Linked DNA regions of Homo sapiens: region 1 is linked to region 2. A link is a loop called in an ENCODE intact Hi-C map of the cell type or tissue named here. Cell type or tissue: B cell. All regions are shown on one strand. Links, peaks and the distances in the headings refer to the core of each region. The heading gives the core; the rest is flanking DNA.

Region 1 (9,833 bases), core at 17-2,516, 110 kb before region 2:
GGCTTCTCACATTTTTTCATGCACTCTCAAGCTTGCACAACATATTCATATGCACAACATGTTCATACATACCTCTATTAGTTTCCTGGGACTGCCACAACAAAGTATCACACACTGGGTAGCTTAAAACAACAGGAATTTATTGTATCAGTTTTGGAGGCCAGAAGTCCAAAAGCAAGGTTCCTTCTGAGACTTGTGGGGAAGGGCCTTTCCTTGCCTTTGCTGGCTTCTGGTAGCCCCAGGTATTCTTCGGTTTGGAGGTGCATCACTCCAGCCTCTGCCTCCATCTGTCTCTGTGTCTTCACATGGACATCTTATAAGGACACTAGTCATAATGCATGAGGGCCACTCTATTCCAGTAGGGACTCATCCTAACTGATTACATCTGCAATGATACTGGTTCCAAATAAAATCATATTCGGAGGTTCTGGGGTTAGGACTTCAATATATCTTTTTTGGGGAGGAGCACAATTCAACCCAAAATACCACCTACAGCCATAAAATCTCACATACATAGGCCATACTGCCATAGTGACACAGATATAAAACACACAATCCCATAGTCACAAAAATCACACACTCCCATATACACTTTCAGGATCAGACACTCCCATGGTCCCCCCACATGCACGCATACACACACATGGCGAGGTCATCACATACACACTCCTTTAGTTTCCCAGTCTTACAGCCCTACACACCCCCTCCAGTCACACCCCTTCGCACACCCTCCTGCCCCCGCCTCACTCCCAGAGGCCACCCTGTGGAGGTCATGCTCAGAGACCCGGCACATTTGCAGCCTCGCACTTGGCTCATACATCTCACATCCTCTCCCACCCACACAGTCTCTCCCCTCTGACTCCTCCGCCCAGCTCACCAGTTCCCGCACCAACCCTCATGGCAAGGAGGCAACAGACTGGCTCTGTTCCACTCCAGCGGGGGCACCAGGTGGCTCCCCCCTTGTCCTCTGGAATCTGATGCCCCCACAAGCCTGCCTTTTCAGGCTCCCACGCTTCCCTCTCAGGGACAGACAGACAGAAACATCCACACACTCTCATGCTCACACACGCGCCCCTCCGGCAGCCCCACGGCAGCAGTCTGTTCCTCATTATGGGCCAATGCGCCTGTTTACTCACCCAGCTGGAGATGGTTAGAGAGTGATAAATAATGAAAGAGAAAACAGGCTTTTCCCCTCTGTGGCTTCTATTTATGTAATATGTGTCACTGTGCATTCACAGACTTTGTTTCGGAGCTGGTTGCAGGAAATAGTTTATTTTTTCCGGACGGTGGCTTAAGGGGTGGGGAGGTGGGGGGCAGGGTTTGGGTTTCTGATCTCACGCCCATAGGAGTTTCGGAATCTGGCTCCCAGAGTCCTCTTCCCCTGGTGCCTCCTCTCCTCGCCTCCCCTGACATCCCCGGGGTGGGCATCATGGCTAGAGGCTGCCTCAGAACCAGGTTCTCCCACTCCACCTATTTGGAATGGGCTGGGGTGGTTGGGGGCCCCTCCCAGCTGCCTCTGAAACCTCCCAGACAGATGGGCTTGTTTTAAGAGCCAGACAGCTTGAGGCTGGACTCCCAGAAAGGAGGCAGTTGGACAGGGTCTTCCTAGGTAGCCTGCACCTGTTGTTGGGGGAGGATGCAAAAGGATTAATTCTATAAAATAAGAAAAAAAAAGATCCATACCTCATGTTCACTTAGCACTTTCATCCCCGTGGTCTCTCTGAGGCCTCACAACTTTTAATGGCTGCTTCCCAGGTGAGAGAACTGGAGGAGGGCTTGCCATGGTCTGTGCAACTGGCTGATGAGGAGCCAGAACTTCACACTCAGGCCTCTGAGTCCAGAAGAGCCTCACACACCCCACTGCCTCCTCCTCCCAAGGATGCCTCCCTTGGTAAAGTTCTGGTTGCCCTCACTCATTCTAAGGTGATGGGAGTAGTTATAAGGGTGTGGGGGTTGGAATTTGGGGAATGGTGAGTCATCAGAGGTCTGAGAAGTGTCCCCTTCTCCACCCTTTCCTAAACATTAAGGTGAGCCTCCTTTGGGTGACAAGCCAGGGAAGGAAGAAGCAGCAGAAGGCTGCCCTGCTCCCCAACCCCCAGTGCAGGGAGGCTCTTGGGAAGCTGGAAGGGCACCTGCCCCCACCTGAGCCTGTCTTTTTGAGTGCCAGGGCAGGGAGACAATGTCTTTGTTTGACATGGAGCCCTGGTTGTATCCCAGGCCACCTGCTGGGGGGACCCAGAGGTTCTGACCTTTGAGGAATATAGCATCCACTATGGAAAATGGGCCCAGAAGCCCCCAACTCCTGCAGACTGTGGGGGATGAATATATACAGGTGCCATGGGATTAAGGTGCAGGGCAGAATCCTGCCCAGTGACCTCGGGGTTCTTGCAGGGAGCATCCCACAGGAATCTCCTGGCTGCGGGGTGAAGCAGCCACCTTCCCAAGACAAGGACTTTAAACACGGTCTGACAAACAAGAGCACATATGGGCCAAGGGCAAAAGAGAAAAAGTGCTAAGGAGGCGGTTTTCTAATTTAGTGGGTGTCAGATTCACAGGGGAGCTTATTAAATGCGGATCCCCAGGCTCCTTTCCTGGCGTTGATTCAGCAGGTCGGGGGGGTGGGGGGCAGGAATCAGCATGGTTAGCAAGTTCCTGAGAGTTCTTGGACTGGTGGTTTCCCAAAGACTGGGAGACAACAGTGCCCTATGTGGGCCCTGGAGGCAACCCCCCTGCCCAACGCATAAAGATGAGATGCAAGCATCATGGTTAGGTCAGGAGGGAATTTGACTTCCCCCAAAGAGTGAGAATGATTTGGTTGGAGAATGATAAAATTTATTTGGTCCAAAGGAAGGGAGGGAGGAAGAGAGGAAGGAAAATATAATTTACCAATACCTATATGTGCCAAGCTGTTACATGATGCTTTTCGTTTTGCTTTGTGCTTTTGTTTTTCAGAGACAGGGTCTTGCTATGTGGCCCAGGCTGGAGTGCAGTGGCACAATCAAATCATAGCGCACTGCAGCCTCGAATTCCTGGGCTCAAGCGATTCTCCTGCCTCAGCCTTCCGAGTAGCTGGGACTACAGGTGCATGCCACCATGCCTGGCTGTTACACGACATTTTTACCTGGCTGCTTTGACTTTTTGACATTCATATCCATTTTTGGAACCTAAAACGCTGTCAACATTCTATTTCTTATTACCAAGTAATGCTCATACAGACATACCCGCCACAGCCCGAGTCAAAACTTTGTGTCAGCTGGGATGTTGTGCACACCTTGGAGCATCTACCACATGCCAGGCATTGTGCTTTGCATGTACTGCTTTGTTTTTCACTGCACCGCAACACCGACAGGCAATACTATTCCCATTTTACTGATGAGGACAGCAAGGGTCAGAGAGGTTTAGTCACTTGCCTAAGGCCACCCGGCTACATCAACCCTGGCAACAGGAAGAGCTGGTGCTTTTGTTTTTTTACTGATCCAGGGAGAGGCCCTATTAGGGAGGTAGAGGGACTGAATCCAGATCCTGCTTTATAGCCCCCTCTCCAGGACTCCCTCCCTCCCACTCTGGAATGGAGAGGTGGATGGAGAGGCACCCTCTCTGCCACTCACTCAACCCCTCTGCCTTTGGGACCCTATGGACTCTCATACAGCCCACCCAGCTTGCACCCTGAGCTCTCTCCCAAGAAGCTGAGCACCTGGGGTCTCAGGCACTCCCTTCCAATTCAGTCCCTGGAGCACTTATGGCTCTGAGGGAGTCCCCGGAGGGGGGCTGAAAGAGGTGGGGGAGCTTAAGGAGCACCTTTCCTGGGCTTCCAGGAGCCTCTTACATCCCTATCCCCTTGGCAGAATGGGTGTATCACAACTGGAGGGTGGGGGTGTATGGGGACGGCAGAGCTGGCCAGACCTATGGTCCCAGATGTTTGTTCAGGCTGTGGGCTGAGCCTGATTTCAGATGTGTGGCAGCTTCATGGGAGTCCTGCCCAGACTCCCACATGGACACTCACTTGCTTACTTGCACACACGCGTGCCCTCATGCGACTCCCCTCCACACAGAGTTCCACTTGTGAAAACCCAGACAAAGCTCCAGACTAATGTCCCTGTGGACAGTGACATGAATGGTAAAAATCATCCTCAACCCCAGGTGCTCTGCACACGCTGACTCTAAACTTCACATCGATCCTGCAAGGATGCTTTCCCTGATGACCTCCCCCTACCCACCACACACCTTATAGATGAGAAAAATGGGCTTCAGAAAAGCCAAGTGACCGGTCTGAGGCCACACAGCGACCCCACGGCAGAGTGGGGACTGGGGTCTGTCTGTTGGGGAGCTCACCCGCATCCCTCTCACCAGGCTGCTTTTCCCGTCTGGCTCCCAGGACCCAGCAGGTGTTCAGCACGTCCACTGATGAATGTGTATGTCTGTGTTTTCTTTCACACACAGTGCAGGCTCCAGCTGCCCCTCTCTCCAAACCCACTCTGAGCTGTGATCTCCCTGCAGGCTCAGAAACTTGCAGACCACTTGGCTTCCTCTACAGCCAGAACTAGCGCCAGCCTGAATTCTCTGGGCTCCAGCCTCAGTTTCCCCTGAGTTTCTTAGGCCTGCACACCTGAGCAAGTCCCTCCCTGCTTTGAGCAGACCCACAGCACTGGTTGGGCTCCTGCTCCAGGCCTGACCCCCACTGTGGAAGCCTCTGGGGTCCAGCCACCTCCATTCTCCTCTCTTCTTCCCAAACGTCAGGCCTGGCACTGCCCCCGCTCAGCCCCCGCTCCCTACGGCCCCCTGGGAGCCCAGGCTTTGCTTGAGGGCAGCAAGTGAAGCCGGCTGTAACAGAGAAACCTCAGGCTCCTCTTTAGAAGTCCCCGGAGGAGGCAGATCTGAGGAAAGGCTGCCAAGAAGGCGCCTGCAGCAATGTCAGCTTGAGAACAACCCGGCTGACAGGATGCTGAGCGGGGATTAAGGTCGGGATCAGGGAAGCCAGGGAAATGAAGGCAAGTTCCCTGCTCCCCTCGCTGCCACCGCTGCCGCTGCGGCTGGGTTTGTCTTCTTGTTTGTTCTGGCTCTGGGAAACTGGGCGGGGAGGGAAGTGGGCAGGGATGAGGTGGGGAGGTGGAGGGAAGGACAGGGGGGAGGTGGAGAAGGGCTGGTATGGGGGTGGAGGGAGGTGGAGGGAAGAGAAAGTCAGGCCTCCTCTGGGTCTTGGGGCTCAGCCAGGGATGGGGCAGAGGCACAGATGGCCCTTACCTGGGACCCTTCCCCTATACCTGTCCCTATAGCTGGTCTGCCAGCCAGTGGAGCAGCCAGTCGCCCCCCGACCCCCACCCCGGAACCCTCCCTCATGTCCTGAGTGTGGGTGGCAGGACCAGTGAGAACACAATTGACCTTGCCCTGAGAGGCTCCCAGCTCAATGAAGCAGATGCAGTCTACCTCCAGAGAGGAGGTGAGCCTGTTTCCACCTGTCTACACATGCAAGATCCCCTGTTCTGGGGAAAGACCATTACCCCAACCTGCCTCATCATTGACATGTCACAAGAGTCCAGCCAAATGGGCTACTGATTTCCAGGTCATCCAGTGCACCACAATTCTAGTGAAACCTCATATCCTTGCATTGCCATTGGTGTGGTAGTGAAGAACGTGGCTTCTGGTTTCAGACTGCAAGGGGTCACCTTTTGGCTCTGCCACTGATTTGCTATGTCACATTGGGCAAGCTGGCTAACTTTCTATGCCTCAGTGGGATAAAATCATAGCACCTCCTCATAAACTTGTCAGGAAGATAGAGGGAGTGGACACGTGCGAAGTGCTTGGCATAGGGCCTGCCATGGAGGACAGAAGACATACGCCATAGGGTAGCTTTATTTATTATTGAGGCAGAGTACAGGAATAAGTGTGGCAATTTGAAGTGACTTGGCTGAAAGCTTCCTGGGGGAAGGGGTGTGGAAATCTGATTTTGGAAGCTGAGACTGGGCAGGGGTAGAGAAGTGAATTAGGGGTATGGAACAGAGCTCCCATTTGCCAGGTGAGTGAGTTAAGGATGTATCTGGTGAGAGGCAGAGAGGATGCATTTTCTAGAAGCCCTCATCCCAGCCAGGCTTTCTCCAAAGTTCCCACTTTAACTAGGGGTAACTCTTCCAGCCCTGCCAAGGGCAAGCCAGGGGTGCCAAGACCATGAAAAGATGCAGTTTTTCATGGTGACCTTCCCAGAATGGAGTCTATTCTAGAAACCCTAGCCATTCAGGGAGACTCCACTTGTACCTGGGTTTTCTGGACCTGGCAAGGGAAGAAACAGGCACAGAGAGTACAAACCTGGAGGCAGATCATCCCTGGGGTTGGGTTCCAGCTCTGTGACTGATCATCTATGTGCCTTGGAGCCAGTCAATTAGCCTCTCTGGACCTTAGCTGCAGGGTCTGTGAAATGAGATAGTAATATGTACCTTAGAGTTGTAATGATGAGCAGTTACTCCATAACTATCCACTGTTGATATTCAGCTTAGCAAAGAGTTGCTGAGGTCCAGCCAGCTACTGGGGCCCCAGTGAATGAGAGACCCTTTCCTAGCCCTTGATAGCTGGTGGCCTGCATGTGAGTCCAAATATGATGCTGAAGGCAGTGGTGCTACCTTAAAGGTCCACCTGGGAACCAAAGAGAAGGAGTTCCTGGCATCCACATCCCAGGCTGCAGGGCCTGCTCCCCTGGCCCACCCTGCAGCCCTGCTTGGGTGTCCCTATCTCTGGACACCCTGGCCAGCAGGCTGGGGATGGGGAGAGTGTTGTAGGGGGAGGGGAATGAGAACCTAGGATGGGGTTCTGGTAATTGGGGAAAAGCTTTGCTGGGTCTGATTTGTGGGGGAAAGCCTTAGGCAAGGAGGCCCAGTCCCTGCAGAAGTGTGTGAGGAGCACCTTATTGGGGATTTTATCTCTAGGGGCCTGGTTCTAGAATTTTAAAAACACCTTTTCTTTTCTTTTTGTTCTGTTAATAGAAGTTATGTATATTTATTGTTTAAAAAAATGGAAAATACAGGCCAGGCATGGTGGCTCATGCCTGTAATCCCAGCACTTTGGGAGGCTGAGGCGCGTGGATCATGAGGTCAGGAGTTCAAAACTAGCCTGGCCAAGATGGTGAAACCCCGTCTTTGCTAAAGCTATAAAAATTAGCCAGGCGTGGTGGCAGGTGCCTGTAATCCCAGCTACTCGGGAGGCTGAGCAGGAGAATCGCTTGAACCTGGGTGGCAGAGGTTGCAGTGAGCCAAGATCCAGCCACTGCACTCCAGCCTAGGTGACAGAGTGAGACTCCATCTCAAAAAAAAAAAAAAAAAAAAAAAAGGAAAATACAGAAAAGCATAAAAAAGGAAATAAAGATCAGCCATAATCTTCCCACCCAGAGATAACCATGGTACGACTTTAGTGTATCTCCTAGTTTTTTTTAAGCTGACTCTCAAACACACATTTACACACACTCACATGGACACACACATTCACACACACATATTCACAAATATACACTCACACGCACTCACACATTTACATACACATATATGTAACTTTTTGTTACATGTTTAATGTACACATGTCTTTAAAAGTTCAGAAACAAGATCATGGAATCATGAATACATCACCATTTTGTCAACTAATATTTTTATTAAATAAAATATTGATAACTTTTTCCCCAGGTCATGACATATTCTTCTCCAACATAATTTAAAATGACTGTATAGTGCTCTGTCTTTGGGCATAAGGCATATCATTTTATCAGTCATCACCTGTTGGTCATCCATCCATTTCTAGATTTTTGCCATTATAAATAATACTGAGGTGAACATCCTTGCAGAGAAATCTTCGAGGGGGTCGCTAACTTTCCAATTGTCTATTCATGTCTGTCTACTCCCGGCTTCGATTTTGAGGCTTTCTAGGCAGGATCTGTGTCTGGTTTGTTGTGACCCCAAAGTCTAGCTTGGCTGCTGGTTCACTGTAGGCATCCAATAATGGTTGAATTGAGTTGCTTTTCTAGAGCATGTGCCCTCGGCTGAGGAATTGGGAAGGTGGATAGATGAGGAAAGAGCCCACCTTTCCTGCTAGAACACTCAGGGGTCCCCAGTGCCTCTATGCTGGACCTGCTAACTTCTCCTAGGAAAACACCTTCCCAAGCACAGAGCCACTGGCCATCCCAGAGGCTCACTGAATGGCCCTCCTGTATCTCTTATCTTCCTTGCCTGGACCCTCCCCCCTCATCCCCTTCCCCCCTCCGCCCCCGATCTCTGACTCTTGAGTTCTTTTGTTGTGTTTTCAAGCTGAAGGCCCAGCAGACAGAGCCCTCTCACCTGCCCGTGTCTGCTGGACAATGTTGCGGCAGCTCCCAGCTCCCCATACAGTGGCCTCCTCCGTGGCCCCCACTTTTGACAGCACAGCCTGCTTGGCTCCTGAGAAGTGCCCACGTGGCACACCTCACCCCTGCCCCTGCTCTGCCTGCCACCTCTCATGGCACCAAAGGAGCCTTTGTCCCTTCCTCATGGGGGCTCTCAGCAGATGCTGACGTTCTGACTGAAACAGATTTGTAGAATCATGGATTTTGAAGTGGGGACCCAGGTCCCAGTGTTTCAGTGGGTCTTTAAAAAAGAGAGAAAGGGAGAGAGAGATGGAGAGAGAGAGAGAGAAAGTGAGCAACAGCACGAGAGGTAAGAGGCAAAAGCTGAGAGGTAAAACTTACTAACTTAATTTCCCCTCACCAGCATCCACACTCCCAACCTCCTGGAATTTCTTCTCTTCTTTTCAATTTTTAATCTCTTCTTTTCCTCTCTTTTCTCTCCCTCTTCCCCCTTTTCACTCCTTTCCTTCTCCTCTTTCTCTGTCTCTCTCTCAGTTCTGACATGAACACCCCCCCCACCCTCCTGTCCCCCTCCCCTCCTCTCCTCCTCTCCCCTCCTCTCCCCTTCTTTTTTAAGTTTTTTTTTTTTTCTTTTAACTTTCAAGGTCATTCCGGACTCCTGACGCCGCCAGTCCCGCGGTGAGACGTGAGCGCCATTGGCGTCCGTGGCCTCTGTTTCCGTGGCAACCTAGTAACCATTAATTTTCAATTAAAGGAGACAAAAAGCTCGATGACAGCTCCAGGTCTGCTGAAGATGTCAAGAATCTGTATTAATATACAGCAAGAGAGCATAATTGTGTGTCCATCTTCCAGAGCAGCGAAAAATGGAGGGATAATTACCAGCTCGAAAGCCACTCTGTAATTTAGTTCTTACTGTCACCACAGCCCTACACATTAGCATAAATTAAAAGCAGAGTTTATTGTTATCAAAGTGCATTGATATCGCCAGACCTGCTTTCTTCCTTTTAACTGTTTGTTGTGGGTGAGTGACTCCCCAACTCTTGCCAGGGTCTCCCCAGGGTGGGGAGAGTGGAAGTGTGGCTGCTAGACCTGAAAGGTCTAGCTGCCAGCCTCCTTCAGGGCAGGTGGGGACAAGGGTCAGCGTGTTGCCCCTCTGATAGGGTCTGGGGATGATGCAGGGGATGGAGGAGGCTTGGATATTTATTCACCTTTCACATGTAAGTGCTTTGTTTTGCCAACGAGTGCTCCAGCTCTTTGCAGAGGGGGCTGCTGCCCCATCGCGGGTCCCCCTTTAGTGCCTAGTACAGTGCAGGGCAGGTGATGAGTGCTCTAAGGCAATGTGTTAAACAAAGGAATGAGTGCATGTGTAGGGGTGTTCTCCCGGGGTGAATGTCAGTGGAGAGACATTGCATTCCCTGTTCAGGGCGTGGCCAGCTCAGGTGGAGATGCTCCTGTCTGTGGCCCAGTTCCTGCTTGGCCACCCAGGACCCCAGCTCCCCAGAGGGGTCCCTCTGGACCC
Region 2 (15,976 bases), core at 5,074-7,573:
AGATCAAATCATTGCTCTGCCACCTCGGCAAGTAACTTAACTCCTCTGAACTTCAGTTTCCTCATCTACAAAACTTGACATATTTTCAATCTTTTAGGGCTATTGTGAAGATTAAATGCAATAGTACAGCTGAAAGTGCCTGAGATTGTGTCTTTCCTCTCTCTTTCTCAGGGCAGAAGAAAAAGGTAGACTATTGCTGATCTAACAAAAATATTTATTTTGAAGAAAAGTGGGGTAAGGGGTGGTCACATGCACCTGGGGAGCAGGAGGCCTCCTTGGCAGAGGGTGCATGTCGCTCTTTGAGAGGTGAGCTCTCGGAGGGGGTTTTGATAATAATCGGAGGCCAAATTGTCATTGGGGCCAGCTGTTGCTGGGCCTGGAAGGTGCTGGATCCTTTAGGGGAGGCCTGGGTCCTGGCCTTGGGAGGAAGCTTCTGCTCTACCTTGGGGATCTTCACACAGGAAGCTGACTGAGGCTTCCTCCGAGGCTGGTCCCCCAAAGTGGTGGGCTTTTCTTTGGATGACAAGGAGGGGAAGTCTTGAGGGGTGGAGCAGGAGGCTGGGGTGGGGCAGGAGGCTGGGGTGGGCCAGGGGGGTGGAGCATCACCTTTGTCCTCAGGCTGTACTCACAGAGGGAGGGCCCAGAGATGGGGGGAAGGGAGAAATATTCTTCCCACCTCGGGGCCTGCTCCCTGGAGGACTTGGGCCAGGCCACCAGCCCCCCATACCGACTCCTGCCTGGGCACTTGGAGGAGTGCCTTGTTCCTGAGCAAAGGTGAAGGGATATTTGGATCAGAGTGGACTGGGAGAGAGAAGAGGCAATGACAGAGGAATCTGGAGAGAGAGAGAGAGAGAGAGAGAGAGAGAGAGAGGCAGAGAGGAGACAGGGACACCAGGGTGGGGATCAGAGATGGAGAGACAGCAAAGGAGGCCGAAGGCAAGAACATACACCCTGCTTCCTCCTCCACCTCCTCTTTGCCACAGATGTCCTCTGCTGATGGGGTCTCACACACAGGTTTGGAGGTGGAGCTCACCCAACGTTCCTCTTAAAGAAAAAAAAATGGAGAGAAGAGAGGGGACCCTCAGACCAGGAAGGGGAACCAGGATTGAGAGAAGCTCCTGGGTTTGGGGAAGATGTCAGAAACCCCCCATCTCCTCTCACCTCTCCCAGTTAGTCCTCTCGTCCCAGGTTCCTGTTTTAGGTCTGTGTATTCCAGGCTGTTTGAATGCTGTTCCCACCATCCAGAATACTTTGCCAGCCCCCTCTCTGCCTGATAAAAATTCTGCCAGTTATGCAAAGCCCTCTCAAAGCCTTAACCGTTCTTCACCTTGAAACATTCCTTGCTTAGGTCCTCCTAGCCCCTCGCTCCTTTCTGATGGTCGTGAGCTCATATTTGTACCTGGCATGTAAAGTATGCTGATTGAAATCTTATTTATTTATTTATTTATTTTTGAGATGGAGTTTCGCTCTTGTTGCCCAGGCTGGAGTGCAATGGCACGATCTCAGCTCACTGCAACCTCTGCCTCCCAGGTTCAAGCAATTCTCCTGCCTCAACCTCCTGAGTAGCTGGGATTATAGGCATGCACCACCATGCCTGGCTAATTTTTGTATTTTTAGTAGAGACGGGGTTTCTCCATGTTGAGGCTGGTCTCGAACTCCTGACCTCAGGTGATCCGCCCGACTTGGCCTCCCAAAGTGCTGGGATTACAGGCGTGAGCCACCATGCCCGGCCCTGAAATCTTTAATGTACCACAGTGGGTTTTTTACTGTATATCTTTCTCTCTAACTGGTATTTCCTTACAGGTTGGGACTTGCGGTCATCTCTGATTGTGCCTGTCCTTGAGAAGGATCTCTAAATTCACTTTCCAAATGGACAAAAGGTCATGGGACCCACCCCATTTCATCCTACCCTCTCTGGGGTGATAGCACGGGAAAGACAGCTGTGAGGGAAGAAGTACCCATCTACATCCTTCAAAGTCCAAAAGAATATGAGCTCAAGGGTGCTGGCCACACCTCCCAATCCCACTGTAACATCATACATGTGAGTCACACACCCCAGGGAGCCATTGTGGCTTCACCCTGGGTGAACTCTCTGGAAGTTTCTGCACCCAACTGTCCCCTAGATCCTCTGTGCCACAGATGGTCTTGCAGACAGAGCCCTCAGCTCGTCTGGGGGGCTCTTTCCTTCCCTGAGGGATGAGGCGGTTGCCCACTTTAAAATCCTTATGACGGACTCTGGAAAGGTGTTGGGATCTGGAGTTAGTCAGGGAATGGGCAGGAAGGGGCATCTGGCATATACCCCGGGGCCCCAAAACCTATGTCCAGGCCCTGGCAGTGACTCTCTGCAGTGCTTTAAGGGGAGGGCCTCTCACCTGAGCATGACACACTCAGGGCCCCACTTAAGCAGTAAGCAGTAAGGAAGACTGAAGGTAGGAAATCCAGATGGCTGAGAGAAGCCCTAAAGGAGAGGTGAGACCTCTAGGGTTGCTTGCTTTGGGACTCTGGGTACTGGCTTTCTCTTACAATTCACACTAGAGTCTTTGGCAGCAAGTGCCCTTTAGAATTCACCAGACACTGCCATTTTCTCTTTCTCAATAAGTAGCCCCCTTCCTCCCACTCCCCATTCCCATGGTGTATTTTTCCCCCTCCCAGGAAGCTGTCCTCCTACTGGGCCCAGTTGAGGGTGCTTTCTCCTTCTCCCCTTGATACCAGCCACCTTGAAGGCATTTCTATTTAGAGATTGACACGAAACTTACACAATAACCGAATTCAATTTGATTACAATGAGGCCCTGTATTTATACGGTAGTGTAGCTGGAATCCTGGAGTCTTAGGATTGAAATGGATTTCTGAGCAAGAGGCTACAGGAATTTCATTGGCAGCACCATGGGCTGGGAGTCTCCAGGCTGTGCTGGGACACTGGCAGTGACGGGAAACTCAGTGCCCCACACAGCCGCCCACTTGGCTGTGAAAGAATCCCAGGCCCCTGGAGATGCCTTCCTTCTACTGAAGCACAACCTGGACTCTGTTTTCGGGGTGTGTGTGTGTCTTTGGATGGGCACGGAGGAGGCACTACTAAGCACACAACCTCATTGAGAAAAAGAAGCTGTTTTTGTTATTGTTGCTGCTGCTTTCCTTCTCGCCACCGTTGTGGGTGGTGGAGTGCAGCATCACAAGAGGCTTGTCTAGCAAGAGATCCCTCAGCCGCAGGGGCTGGAGAGCCTGTGGTTTGAAGAGGGAGAGGGGAGAGGGAAGATTGAGTATAGGAGGGAGGAGGAACAAGGGCAAGAAAGTGGCCTGCACACAGGACTGCAGGGGGACGTGGAGGGAGGAAGGAGGCTTGGCTGGTAGGAAAACCTGAGGTCGTTGAGGGACAGAAGGAAACCTAGTGGTCTTTCATTCACAGAAATCCCTGGAGAAATTCAATCTTGGGCAAGGAACGTAATCTCCTGGAGCCTCAGTATCGTCAATCTGGAAAGTGGGTATAATATTTATAATATTATGCCCAACTTCCTAGGCTTGTGGGAGTCAAATGAGACAAATTGTGAAGTAGTGTCTGGCACATACTAGGTACTCAATACAATTCAGAAATAATATATTATTTGTAGTACTATATTATGTTACAAATAATATATTATTATTTACTCTTTTGGGAGCCCCAGCTCTCCTTTCAGCTTCAGAATCTGGGCTCCAGTTCTGCCTCTATTTAAAAAATCTGTGCCTCCCACGTGTGTGGTTCCTCTTCTTAGTGGCTCCCTGCCGCAGACAGCAGCCATCACTGGGTGGAGCAGGGCAGAGGCTCCCCTGTCCATTACTCAGGGTTTCCAAGGCTCTGGCAGGGACTCCCTCCTCCTCCTTTCCAGGCGGCTGCAGGGACAGGAAGTGGGTATGTTTGGAGGGGGAGGGAGTCTTCCCCCAGGGGAAGACTTATGGTGGGTGTCCACAGCATCCCAGAGCCCAGAGCTGGGACCTTCTGCTGCCCTAGCTGCACTGGGACCTGCTCCAGCATCCTCCTCTTCCAAGCCCTGCACCAGTGCCGATGGCTGCGCAGTTAGGCAACCTAGCCTGGGCTCCAGCACAAAGTTGCTGTGTGACCTAAGGCAAGTCTCTTCCCCTCTCTGGGCCTCAGTTTGCTCCTGTGATAACGGAGGCGATAAGAATTTTATTTCCATGATTTAATGGTGTAAGATAATCGGATGGGGAAAGAGAAGAAAGTTAAGGAAAGGAAAGATTTTACCAGTAGAGTCCAGGCACTGGTCTGCAAGGGAAAGCGTTTGGGTGAATTATCTGAATAACACTCCCTAATCAGCCGGGTGATCACAGGAGCGGAGGCCGGGTTTGAGCAACTCCCAGAGTCTGAGAACACATCTGTCCCTCTGCTTTCCTCCTCTGGTTCTAGCCCGGCCCCTTCCAGGGGCTTTAACCCTGTTTACAGAAATGGGAATTTGCATGATGAAAATAACCCCAGCCGGACTGCGATTTTACTGCGCTTGGCACAGGGCTCGGAAAAAGCGGCTGCATAGCCAATTACTGGAATTTTTAAACACAAATAATATTTTATGGGATCAGTGGGCTGGCGCGGGGCCGCCGCACCCGGCGCGGCTCCTCCGCCCACAAACAAGCTCCGATTGTGCGGCAGGCAAGCGCGCCAGCCCTGGGGTGGGGGTGTGGGGTAGAGGGGGCGGGGGTCCCTCCGCGGGCAGGTGCAGCTGAGGGCTAGGCCTCCCGGGCGCCGGACTGGCAAGGAGCGTCGGCGAGGCCCAGGCCCAGGGTCCGGTGTGCTGGGCATCCCGGCTCACCTGCAGGGCCAGCCAGGAAGCGTTTAGTGCGCGAGGGCGCGCCCAGCGTTAGCTCCCCCGCCTGGCGGCCGCCCGCTGGGCCTGGCCCGCGCCCCGCGCCCTTGGCATGGCCGTGGCCGCCGCGCCGCCTCCGGAAGGCCGGCTTCCCGGAACGCCCCGAAGGCGGCGGGGAGTCAGCGCCGAGGCCCCGGAGCCACCCCTCGCCTTCCCTCTCCCGCCCGAGCCGCCCTGGCGCGCTGGAGGCCGACCAGGGAGCCCTAAGGGGCCAGCGCAGGTCGAGAGCCACCACCAGCGGTAGCGGTACAGTGCTAGCCCTGGTGGTGCCCCTCGACAGATCTCCACTAGGGAGCCCCATTCTTGCTCTCTCCGAGACCGCCAGACCTGGCCCGGGGCCCCCGAGGCTGGCCGCACGCAGCCTGCGTCGCTCCCGGCGCTGGCTGCCAACGCCCCCGCTCCCCCTGCCCCTGCGCTGCGCACCCTGCCCCAGCGCGCACAGGGTTAAGCGGGAGCAGGTGTGTAGCCAGATGCCGCTGACCAGCCCCCTCCCTGGCAGCCGGGTCGGCCGCCTCCTCCTCCGCCCACCCGCTCAGAACCAAACAGTCCCAAATAAAAGTGCTATTGTTGCCGGGCCTTTCCCCACCCCCGTCGCTGCCCCGCCACCTGGAGCGGAGCCCGGTCCCCTCTTCACCTGCCCCGGGGCAGGCCGGGGGGAGGGGCGAAGGGGAAGTTGGGCCTCCCAGCAGGGACTTCCGCTCCCGTACCCCCCAGCTTCCCCTCTCCCAGTGCCCCCGACACCGACCCCTAGGCCTGGGGGTAGGCGCCCCCGCTTTGCGCTGAGGGGCTTCTTTCTGGCTAGACAGCCAGGTTCTGGCCTCACCCCCCACCCCTCCCTTTAGCCCCCATTCTCACTGGCTGGAGAAGCGGCGGGATTTACAAAGCCGGGAGAACACGGAGGTCTTGGACGATGCGCCCAGGACAGTGCCAGGCTCACTGGGGCTCAGCAATTGGCAGGTGGTATTGCTTTTTTAAAAAACATTATTTGTCCAGCAACAAGCCAAGGAAGGTAGGGGCAAGAGCGATGCCCTTTACAGACAAGGAAACTGAGGCACAGAGAGGCAAAGTGTCTAGCCCAATGACAAGCCTGGTAAATGTTGTGGCTTCGCACAAAATTCAGGTCCTCTGACTCCAGCCCCGACACTACAGGGTCTCCGGTGCTCATCTGACGGGCTAGAATGGAGGAGAGACCCCAGAGACTGGGAGTCTAGCGCCGCCCTGGACTCGCCGTGGGACCTTGGGCGAGTTACCTCTCCCCTCGGTTTCTCCGTTCTTAAATAGAGATGGGTAGACTGTCGTGGTTCCTGAATTCTCACGTTGACACTTGGAATCCAAGGGGCTGCTGGCCCCCAGAAGACTGGGGGCCCTGGGTGGGACTCTATGCGTGAGCTCGGCCTGCGCATGGAAAGGAAAATGTTTCCTCTTTCGCTCCCCTTCTCCCCCAGCTTTCTCCGCCCTGCCTCCATCCCTTCCCTGCAGGCCCCCAGGAGGCTGAACTGCGAGGTTAAATAAATATCTGACGGTGGCTCAAGGAAACAGTCAAGACCGTTGCGAGAGAAGAAACCCAGACCTCGGTGGAGATCCGCTCCTAAGCCCAGCAGCCCCCACTCCGGCCCAGTTGCATGCTGAGCCCTTGGCCCCCTCGGGCCTCACCCAACTTCCCCAAGATAGCCAGCCCCCTCCAGTACGGCCCCTCTCCTCTGACCTCCTCCAGCTCTGGCGCTGGTAGAGCTAGAGCTAGAGCTAGAGCTAGGGCTAGGGTAGTGCGCTCAGGGTTACCGTATTTCCTCTTTGCGTTTTAGGTTTTGAGCGCAGGTATTTAAATTCTCCAGCCCACGGGAGAGTACTCTACGTACTGTGAAAAGAACTCTGTTGGGAGTCGAGAGATGTGAGATTTTGGTTTTGTTCTCTTAGCTCTACTATTAATCTTGCTCCTGACCTGCAGATCCATAAATCCAGTTTCCTACTTCACCTGGATATCTAGCAGGCATCTCAAACTCAACTTGTTCTACTTGGAAATCCTGATCTCCACCCCGGTCCCCCACCTGTCAGTCTTCTCCATCTCAGAAAAGGGCAGCTTCATCTTCCCAGTTGCTGGGGAAGAAAATCTTGGAGTTATTCTCAACTCCTCTCTTTTTCTGTCATCATTCATCCAAATGCCTTAGCAAATCTTGTTTATTTTGTCTTCAAAATATGTCCAGAATTTGCTACTCTTCACCACCTCCTCACTGAGCTCACTGTTCCAAGCCACCATCGTCTCCTGCTAGAGTAGTGCAACACCTCCTAGCTTGTCTCTCTGCCTCCCTTCTCCCTCTTAGTCTGTTCTCAACAGAGTAGCCAGGGTTGTCCCTTTAAAACTAAAGTCAGATCATGTCCCTATTCTGCTCAAAACCTCCAATAGCAGTATATCTCACTCAGAGAAAATGTTCCTTACAAAACCCTAGTGATCTGATCACCCCTCTGCCCCTTCTTGTCACCCTTCACCTCCTCCTCATCACTCTACTCCAGCCATACCTGCCTCCTAGATGTTCCCTGGGCAGGACAGCACACTCCTGCCTCAGGACCTTTGCACTTGCTGTTCCCTCCAGATTCCTACAATGGTCTCCTCTCTGCTGAGGCTTTCTCTGACCAATGTCCCACCCCAATGCACACACCAGGCTCTCCACCTCCCTTGCCCTGCTCTGTTTTTCTTAGTTGCGCTTGTCATCATCTAACCTGCTGCATATTTACCTGATGATTTGTGTATCTCCTTCTGTTAGATTGGAGGTGCTGTGAAGACAGAGGCTTACAAAAAGTCTCAGCCCTTAGAACAGGGCTTCACACAAATAGGCACTCAGTAAGTATTTGTTGTAGGAATGAGCTAGTCACTTTCCCTTCCTGAGCCTTACTTTCCTCACCTGTGCAAGTGAATTGGACCCATTGAAAGTCCCCCTCAGCTTTGAGTCTCATGGTAAGGGATGAACATTGTGAGAAGGTGAGAGGGAGAGGTAGACAATGGCACAAAGCTGTCAGTTAGCTCTGTGTTGGAGTGGAGCAATGCATGGCAGAGAAGGCTTACTCCAGGGAGGCCCAGAGGGCCCACATATTCATTCGTTCATTCATTCATACATTCATTCATTCTTCACTCATTCAAGAAGTGTCCCTCAAGATCCCTGGTGTGCTCAGCCTGGGGCAAATCCATGGGGGGCGGGGGGCGGGGACATGTAGAGTAAGACCTGGGCCATCAACAGCTCTGCCCCATGTTGGCTGTGTGTCCCTAGGTGAGCCTAGGATCTCTCAGAGACTAGGCTGTCTCACCTGTAAAGGTCATAGATAATTTCACCTGCCCTACAGGACTCACGAATTAGACTGAGTGTCAAATGAGATAATCCCACCATACATACTTAAAGTGTATGACTGAGAAACAAGAATGAACATATACATCAAGATCACAGTCCTTTGAGAACTTAGAGTATGGTCTTTGTAGCTTAGAGCCCTCTCCCTCCTATTTTCGCCTGGCTGTTGATGGGGTCCCTTGGGACTGACTGAATTTTATTTTTCCCCAGCCTTATACTTGAAATTGGCTTCCTTTCTGACCCCAGGCATCCAAATGAAGGCTCCCCCTCGTGGCATTTCCTGGAATAACAGGTCTCTGCACCTACTGAGCCTAGAGATGGTCAGCTAAACAGCACAGAAAGGAAGCAGGAAGAGGCCAGAAGAGAGAGAGTCTGAAGACTTAGGAAAGGGGCAGAGCAAACCTGCAAAGAAATGCTAGACTGGGAGGGACCTGGGACTGCCTCCTCACACCCCGTTTTACAGATGAGAAGCTGAGGTTCAGGGAAAGGGAGGTTAGAGGCAGGACTGTAACTCAGGAATCTACACACTCCTGTGCTGGTTTCTTTACCCCAAGTACCATAGGCATTTATACAAGTCAATGAGCAAACAGTATAGATGACAAATTCCCTCTACATCTGGCAGCATCCCCTGAGGGCCTCTGACTATGCAGTATTTTCTCCCAGGACGAAGATTCCCAAATGTCAAAGACAGCATCCGGAGAGGCTGGTATAACTTCAGATCTAACCTATTTCAGAGGCAGAGGTTAAAGATAGACAATTCACCTGGATTTTTCTCTTCTTACTGGGGTATGGGTGCAGGGGTGAGGGTGGGCACACAACTAAATCCAGTCCTACTTAGAGATCCAAAATGACCAACTCAATCAGAGGGATGCGTGTGTGTGTGTGTGTGTGTGTGTGTGTGTGTGTATGTGGTGTTACAATTGCAAGTAAGAGTGCCTTATAAAGTTTCTTTTTTTCACCTGCATCTTATAATTTACTCCTCACTGCTAGTATTAGCCATTTCAGAGATGACAACAATGAGCTACCAAAGGACCAAGTGATTTGCTCAAGATCAGAAAGAATATTAGGGAAAGACCAATGTAGTGCATACAGAAGGCACTCAATATGTACTCAATCACCTATCCATAAGACTTCTTTGTTTTATTGAGTTGACTTTGGGAGGAACTCTTCCCAATCTGAGGTTGCTTCCCACTGTGCGGGAGATTCATCCTGCCTTCCTTGGATCCTGGCAGCCTGGAGGGGCCTCTGGCTCTCTATTTAAGGCAAGCGGGGAAGTCGGGCATGACCACAAAGAATGTAGCAGCAGAAGAGGGTGCAATGATGGGGTGGGCAGGGGAAGAGACTACTTGCCTCAGTTGAGCTGAGGGGCTTCCAAATAGCCTCCACTGGCTGGCTGATGGGAGGCCTGGTCTTCTGATCACCCTGGGGAGCTTGGGACCACTATGAAAATACGCTGATGTTGTCTAGGAGCCAGGAGTAAATCTTATTGTCCTATCCCCTTGATATATCAGCAGGGTGCTCAGTAGGTGGAGGAAATCCTGGAACTGGGTTCTGGTGCTTAGGTTCAAGTGCTTAACTTCAAGTGTGACCCTGCAGTTGTTGTAGAGCAGTGGTTGGGAACACAGGCTCTGGAGCCAGGCTACCTGGGCTCATGTGCCAGCTTCCCACTTAATATATCTGTGACCTTGACTGCACCTCTTGGAGCCTCAGTTTTCTTATCAGTAAAATGGGGAATCATAGTACCTACTCAAAGGATTTTTGGATGCATTAAATGAATGAATCACATAAAGTATGTAGGAAAATGCCTGGCACATAGTAACTGCTCAGTAAATGTTATTGTTAGGAAAGACCCTTCTGTCTGGGTTACAAGATCATTACCTGTATGGTGAAAGAGATTGGGTTAGATCAGTTTTTTAGTTGCAGGGGCACAGCTCCCTGGAGAAGATTTTGTTTTGTTTTGCAGGAAGGGAAAAACTATAGAAAGTAAAACTTGGTAAAACATTCTGTTGGTGCAGCTTGCAGAAGATTTCACTGTTTTCCCAAAGGGGCATGAGTTTACAAGATGGATTCACAGAATTGGAGCATCTTAGGATCTTAGGAGCCTCAGATGCTCAGGGCTGTGACATTATTCTGTTGCTCTGGGGTTATCCTCTCCATCTAGACGGTGATGCCATCAGGGCAGTATCGTGCTGGATTATTGGGAAAGCCAAGGCCAAACCTGGCAGCTCAAGCCTTGGTACCTAGAGTGTCTCTTGGGGGGGGGTCCCAGGGTACTGAGTGTCATGGATTGTCCTGCACTCAGCCTGTCCCTGGGGGCTGGATTTGGGTGGAAGAGGAAGGAGAGGCCTTTGTAGGAGAGGGACAGGCAGGCAAAGCTCCTTGCCGGTCATGTTTACTGAACTGCACTGAATTATGACTAAATGCCAAGATCTGGCTTCAGGCAATTGCCTAAATCATTTAGGGGTTGACAGGGAAGGGAGGGAGGGGACATGGGGAGCTGGGGGGGAGAATGTTCTTGTAATTCTTCAGTCTGAGGTACATTAAGGAGCCATAAGCCATGTCGAGAGCTTGAATTACATTAGAGAGATTATCCTGTTACAGTTCATAATCCTGGATAATATACCGTCTTGGAGCACACCTGCCTGTGATAAATCTCGCCCTGTAATGGCCTGACCCTGGGGACCCAGGGATGCTGGGGCAGCTGGCAGGGGTTATCAGAGTGGACGCAGCCTCAGCAGAGGCACCTGTGAGTCCCATTGTCCTCCTTAGTGATCTTTGTGTCCTTTACTCCTGCCTCTGCCCAGAGGGAGTGGATGTAGCTGGGAGCTTCAAACTTCTCCATCTTTATTCAAGGTTCTTGGCTCCCTAAGGCCCCTCTACCTTAACTCCCACCCCATAACCCCACTCCCTGCTCTGGTGAGACAGGCTATTTGTGTTCCTGTCTCCAGACTCTCCTCTCTCTAAATGCTTTCCCCTTAATCTCTCCAAACCCAGCCTGGCATGTCCTGGTCAATGGAGACCTCTCTGAGAACCTGCACTAACATCCTCCTTGGCTCCAGCTCAAGTACTGACTCTCTGATGTGAATGGGTGTGTTACCCGCCACCCAAGGGGTCTGCCAACCTTTTCTGAGTCTCTGACTCTCCAGCTAGACTGCTGATGCCGTGAAATCAGGAACCATGACTACTTCCGCAGCACTTAGCACAGACAGGCTCAATAGCCATGCAACTGGTTAATGGCAGAATCAGGGTTTGAACCCCAGTTGACTGGCTTCAAAGTTTGCAGCTACTGCAGAACACTGTCTCTCTGACCCGAGAGCCCTGTCCTGTGTCATTTGTAGGTCTAATCGCAATTTCTATGAGCTGTTAAATCCTTCCTAGACTGTATTTGCCTTGCATTGGGAAACATCACAAGCCAAAGGGATGACTCTCTCATGGTATAGCTTAGGGTGGGATGGCACCCAAGCCTCCCAGATTTATCCTCAGCCTTTTCAAGAGAAACAGCCCACTGAGAGAGCTCATTCACATTGCCCAATTAGCTTGGTCAGCTCTCTCCCACTTCCAGCCGATTGCTCAGTTTCCAGCTCTTGGGAGGCCTGGCAGTATCTGGGTACCTGCCATATGTTCCTAGTATCTCTCTGCATGACACCCTAAACCCCACCTGCCTCAGGCTCTGCTTTATCCCTCCCACCTGCCTTCCCCAAACACATACCATGTTGCACCTTTACCAGGAGACAAGTGGAGGGCACCTTTCTGGGCTTCTTGAGGTTAGCTATGCTACTGGGGCTTCGGCTAACCCAGGCCATCAAGATCTTCCAAAAGGAGGCACAGCTACCATTTATGAAGTACTCACTAGGTGCCAAGCACTGGGTTATGCTTTTCACCTGATCTATCTCATTTATCCCATGCCAGTCTTATGAGCTAGGTGTTTCATGATTTCTATCTTACAGGTGAGAAAGCTGAGGCTCAGAGAGGTTTAATACGGTTCACAGGTCAATACCTAGTAAAGGGCAGAGCTGAATTTTTTTTTTTTTTTTTTTTTGAGATGGAGTCTTGCTCTGTCACCAGGCTGGAGTGCAGTGGCGCAGTCTCAGCTCACTGCAACCTCCAACTCCCTGGTTCAAGCGATTCTCCTGCCTCAGCCTCCTGAGTAGCTGGGATTATGGGCATGCGCCACCACACCCAGCTAATTTTTGTAGTTTTAGTAGAGACGGGGTTTCACCATTTTGGCCAGGATGGTCTCTATCTCCTGACCTCGTGATCTGCCCGCCTTGGCCTCCCAAAATGCTGGGATTACAGGCATGAGCCACTGTGCCCGGCCAATAGAGCTGACATTTAAACACATGCCTGCTAGCCCCAAAGCATGTGTGCTTAACCCTTGATGCCACACTGGCTTCTCATGGTGAGTGCAGGCACCCCAGGCTGCCTCCCCAGCTCTACCTCCCAAGCCTACCCTTCTCCATCCCTTCTCATCCCCGTAGCCATTGCTAGCAGCCTCCTCCCGGCCCTTCTGTTGCCAAGTTCCAGAACTCCCCCACATTCCAAGCCACTCCGTGCTTCATGGATTCATTCCCTCTCTCTGTACTTCCACATTATTCATCCAGAGACGGGAACCATAGCAGTTTGATCATCCACCCATCCATTCATTCCCATCATTCATTCATGGAATCCTGAAATGTCAGGGCTAGCAGGGGCCTTAGAAATTATCTGGTCCAGTAGTTTTGCAACCACAATGCATTTTTCAAAGAAAATCTTCTGTAAATGTTCCATAGAGAAATCAGATCAACAGTGGTGGTGGCGGGTGTTGTGGGGGGTGGGAGGCAGCTACTAGACTCCTGCCTTCTTGGTCCCACCTCATCCACTGCAACCCCCCTGCCCTGGACTCCCAGTGTACAATTGGGAAGCAGCTGCTCTCCGCTTCCTCTCATAGTGTACAGCAGGGCACTGAGGTTCAGGAATAAAATGAGTTGCGCTACTGGTCAAGGGCTATTTCCAGACACCTAGTCGATGACAACCTGTTGCCTTCAGCAACTAACTGAGGGTTAACTGTTGCAACAACTCATTTTCCTCAGGCTCTGAGTTTCCCAGACCTAGGCCCTAGCCTCAGCTGCCACTTGCTAATTAAAAAGCTACACAACCTTGGGAAAGTAATCACATAACATTTATAGCCCTCCATCTATTTCCTCCTCCTCTGAAAAATGGGGAAAATAACAGGACCTGCCCGTTTTTAGTGTTCTATTGCTATGTAAAAAAAAACACCCCAAAACACAGTGGCTTAAAACAACCATCGTACTATCTTTCCTAGGACTGTGGGCTGGCTGGGCTCAGCTGGGTGATTCTTCTGCAGGTCTTTCTTAGAGTTTCAGCCTGATGGAGGCTGGGGCTGCAGTCAGCGGAGGACTGATTGAGATGCTGGGATGGCTGGACCTGTTGCTCTCCAGGCATCCTCAGGGCCTCTCTTCTCCACATGGTCTTTCCAGTTGGCTAACCAGACTTTGTACATAGCATCTCAGAGCTCCAAGATGCACAAAAGTGGAAGCTTCCAGGTTGACTTAGGGCTTAGGCCCAAAGTGGCATAGCCTCACATCTGCAACATTCTATTAGTGAAGTAGTCAAGGGAAAAGGAAATAAACTTTACCTCTCAGTGGGAGAATGACCAAAAATTTGTAGTAATTTTTAACTTACCACAGTCTGTGTGACCATGAACAAGAAAATTACTTAACCTTTCTAATTTTCCCATCTATGAGGAATAAGTACATCAATCCATGGAAAGTGCTTAGAACAGTACCTGGCACCTAGTAAGCACTCACATGTTAACTGGTGCTATTTTTATTTCTAACCCGTATGCCTAGCAGTGTGCTAGGTAACTGGTGGTGATGGTGGGGTTACAAGAGTAATGGCAAACACAGTTTATACGTTTATACTCTTGATAATAAATAATCTAGTTCATGAGATAAAATTAACACACAGAGAGATCAAAGTACTAATTCAAGGCATTGTGTAATTAAGGAACCCATGAGAGGTACAGATAACATATACTTGAGGAAGGTGGAGGACAAAGAGATTGGATATGGGGGCTGGGTGGCCAGTGAAGGCTTTAAGGAGGAAGAGGGTGCCCTTGAGAGGCAGAGTAGTGTAATAGTTAAAAGTGTAGATTCTGAAGCCAACCTCCTAAGGTTTGATAAGTTTTCACATCTTAGCTTTGCCACTTTCTGGATGTGCCTATGTGATTTTAGCAAGTCGCTTTGCATCTCTTTGCCTCAGTTTCCTTTCTGTAAAGTCTATCCATCTTATAGGGCTCAAGTGAAGAGTAAATGATTTATTTCTTATAAAGGGACTAGAACAATGCTGGACATGTGTTAAGTACTCAACAAAGTTGAGTTAACCTCAAAACCCCTAAAGAGAGGAGAGATTAGGTGGAGGGAAGAAACAGAGGCCTCCAGATGGATAAAAACAGTGACTGCATGTGTAAAGTAGGAAGACGGACGTGTCATGCTCAGGGACAGAGAGCCGCTTTGCACAGGAGGAGATGTTTCTAGAGGGTGGCAGGGGTGATGGTGGTGAGGATGGTAGGGGTAGCAGGAGCGAAGGTAGAGAGGAGAGTGAGGGGCAGACTGCGGGAGACTTTGAGTCCAGCTTTAGCAATCTGGACTTGATCCTTCCAGGCAAAGGGAAGCTATTGATGGTTTCTGACAAGGGAAGGATGCCATCTGGGCTATGTCTTAGAAAGAGACTCCTGGTAGTGGTGTGCAAGTGGGTTAAAGAGAGGGAGACAGTTTAGGAGGCTGTTGTCACAATTCAGCCATGAAATGGGGATGTCCTGAACCAGAATGGAGGCAGAGGGAAAGTACAGGGACTGGCAGCCTGGAGAGGGAATTACCGCAAGCTCTAGGGGAGCCCTTGCCTCCTGCCCATCTGACCCACCATGGCTGGCTGCTGGCTTCTGCCCTGGCTTCCTCCCTTCTGGGCCAGCCTTGAAGTCTGTATTCAGGGAGGGGCAAGGCACCAGGGAAGCACAGGGCCAGCTCCACAGCCAGAGCCTGGACTGGATCCTGCCTGGTCTTACCTGGACCAAAAGGAGCAATTCTGGAAGCTTGGCTGTGGCCCAAGCCGGGCTATGGGCCTGGAGTGGCAGATTGTGAGCAGGGACCCAGCACTGACTCTGTGTGTGTGTGTGTGTGTGTGTGTGTGTGTGTGTGTGAGTGAGAGAGAGAGAGAGAGAGAAAGAGAGAGAGAGGCTGAGAGGCTGAGAGTGTGTGACAAAGAGGAAAGACGGAGGACCATATGCCTATTTTCTTTGAGGAACAGCTGTCTCCTCAAGTGGGTGAGAGAGTCAGTAAGAGAGGGGAAGTGGGGTTAGAGGGTCAGCTCCACATTCACAAATACATTGTCACAGGGCCCTTGTATGTGAGTCAACTTTTCTAATTTTCCAGATATGTTCCTTTTTTTCCCTCCCTTTCTAAATCTTTCCTTTTCCACTTCTTTTTCCTTTCTCTCTCCCCTGAGCTCACACACTCACACACAGCCTCAGGGCTGGGTATTCCTCTGTCTGAGGGTCCTGGAGAGGGGTGGGATGGCCACAGAGCAGGTAACTTTCTCTGTTCCACCCCTGCTGGGACTTGCCCTGGGACCACACCCTCCCCTCCTTCCCTCTTCCAACAAATACTGAATGCTCTAGGTGCTGGTCCAGGCCCAGGGACAAGCTTATTCTAGAGTCCCCCTTACCCAGTGCCTTTGCTTTGGAAGAGTGGGACAGGAAGGGACATCTTTGGCTTAATGTTCAGGGATAAAG

What was found. A loop is a pair of places that touch in the nucleus more often than their neighbours do. Peaks named below come from ENCODE experiments on the same cell type or tissue, not always from the same donor. Only the 100,000 strongest peaks of a DNase experiment are listed, where the experiment ranks them.
Region 1: it touches region 2 in a loop (11-fold over the local background); 36 of 110 quality-filtered maps call a loop at or near these places.

Annotation. Positions count from the first base shown.
Region 1 is chr6:41,523,351-41,533,183 of GRCh38, reverse strand. FOXP4-AS1 (FOXP4 antisense RNA 1) reads left to right here. Exons shown (of 2, transcript NR_126415.1): 2 at 8,959-9,289. Among named protein-coding and RNA genes, the nearest start is that of FOXP4, 18 kb to the left of the region's middle. RefSeq lists enhancers at 393-961, 848-1,207, 962-1,532. In B cell, for the core only: no CTCF peak of the experiment used is centred there; a DNase peak (open chromatin) is centred at 1,133; H3K4me3 peaks cover 1,114 bases; H3K27ac peaks cover 1,797 bases.
Region 2 is chr6:41,417,147-41,433,122 of GRCh38, reverse strand. No RefSeq gene overlaps it. Among named protein-coding and RNA genes, the nearest start is that of LINC01276, 77 kb to the left of the region's middle. RefSeq lists silencers at 3,768-3,827, 4,728-4,797, 4,828-5,527 and enhancers at 3,487-3,986, 6,447-6,526, 8,549-8,768. In B cell, for the core only: no CTCF peak of the experiment used is centred there; DNase peaks (open chromatin) are centred at 5,472 and 6,592; H3K4me3 peaks cover 1,788 bases; H3K27ac peaks cover 1,497 bases.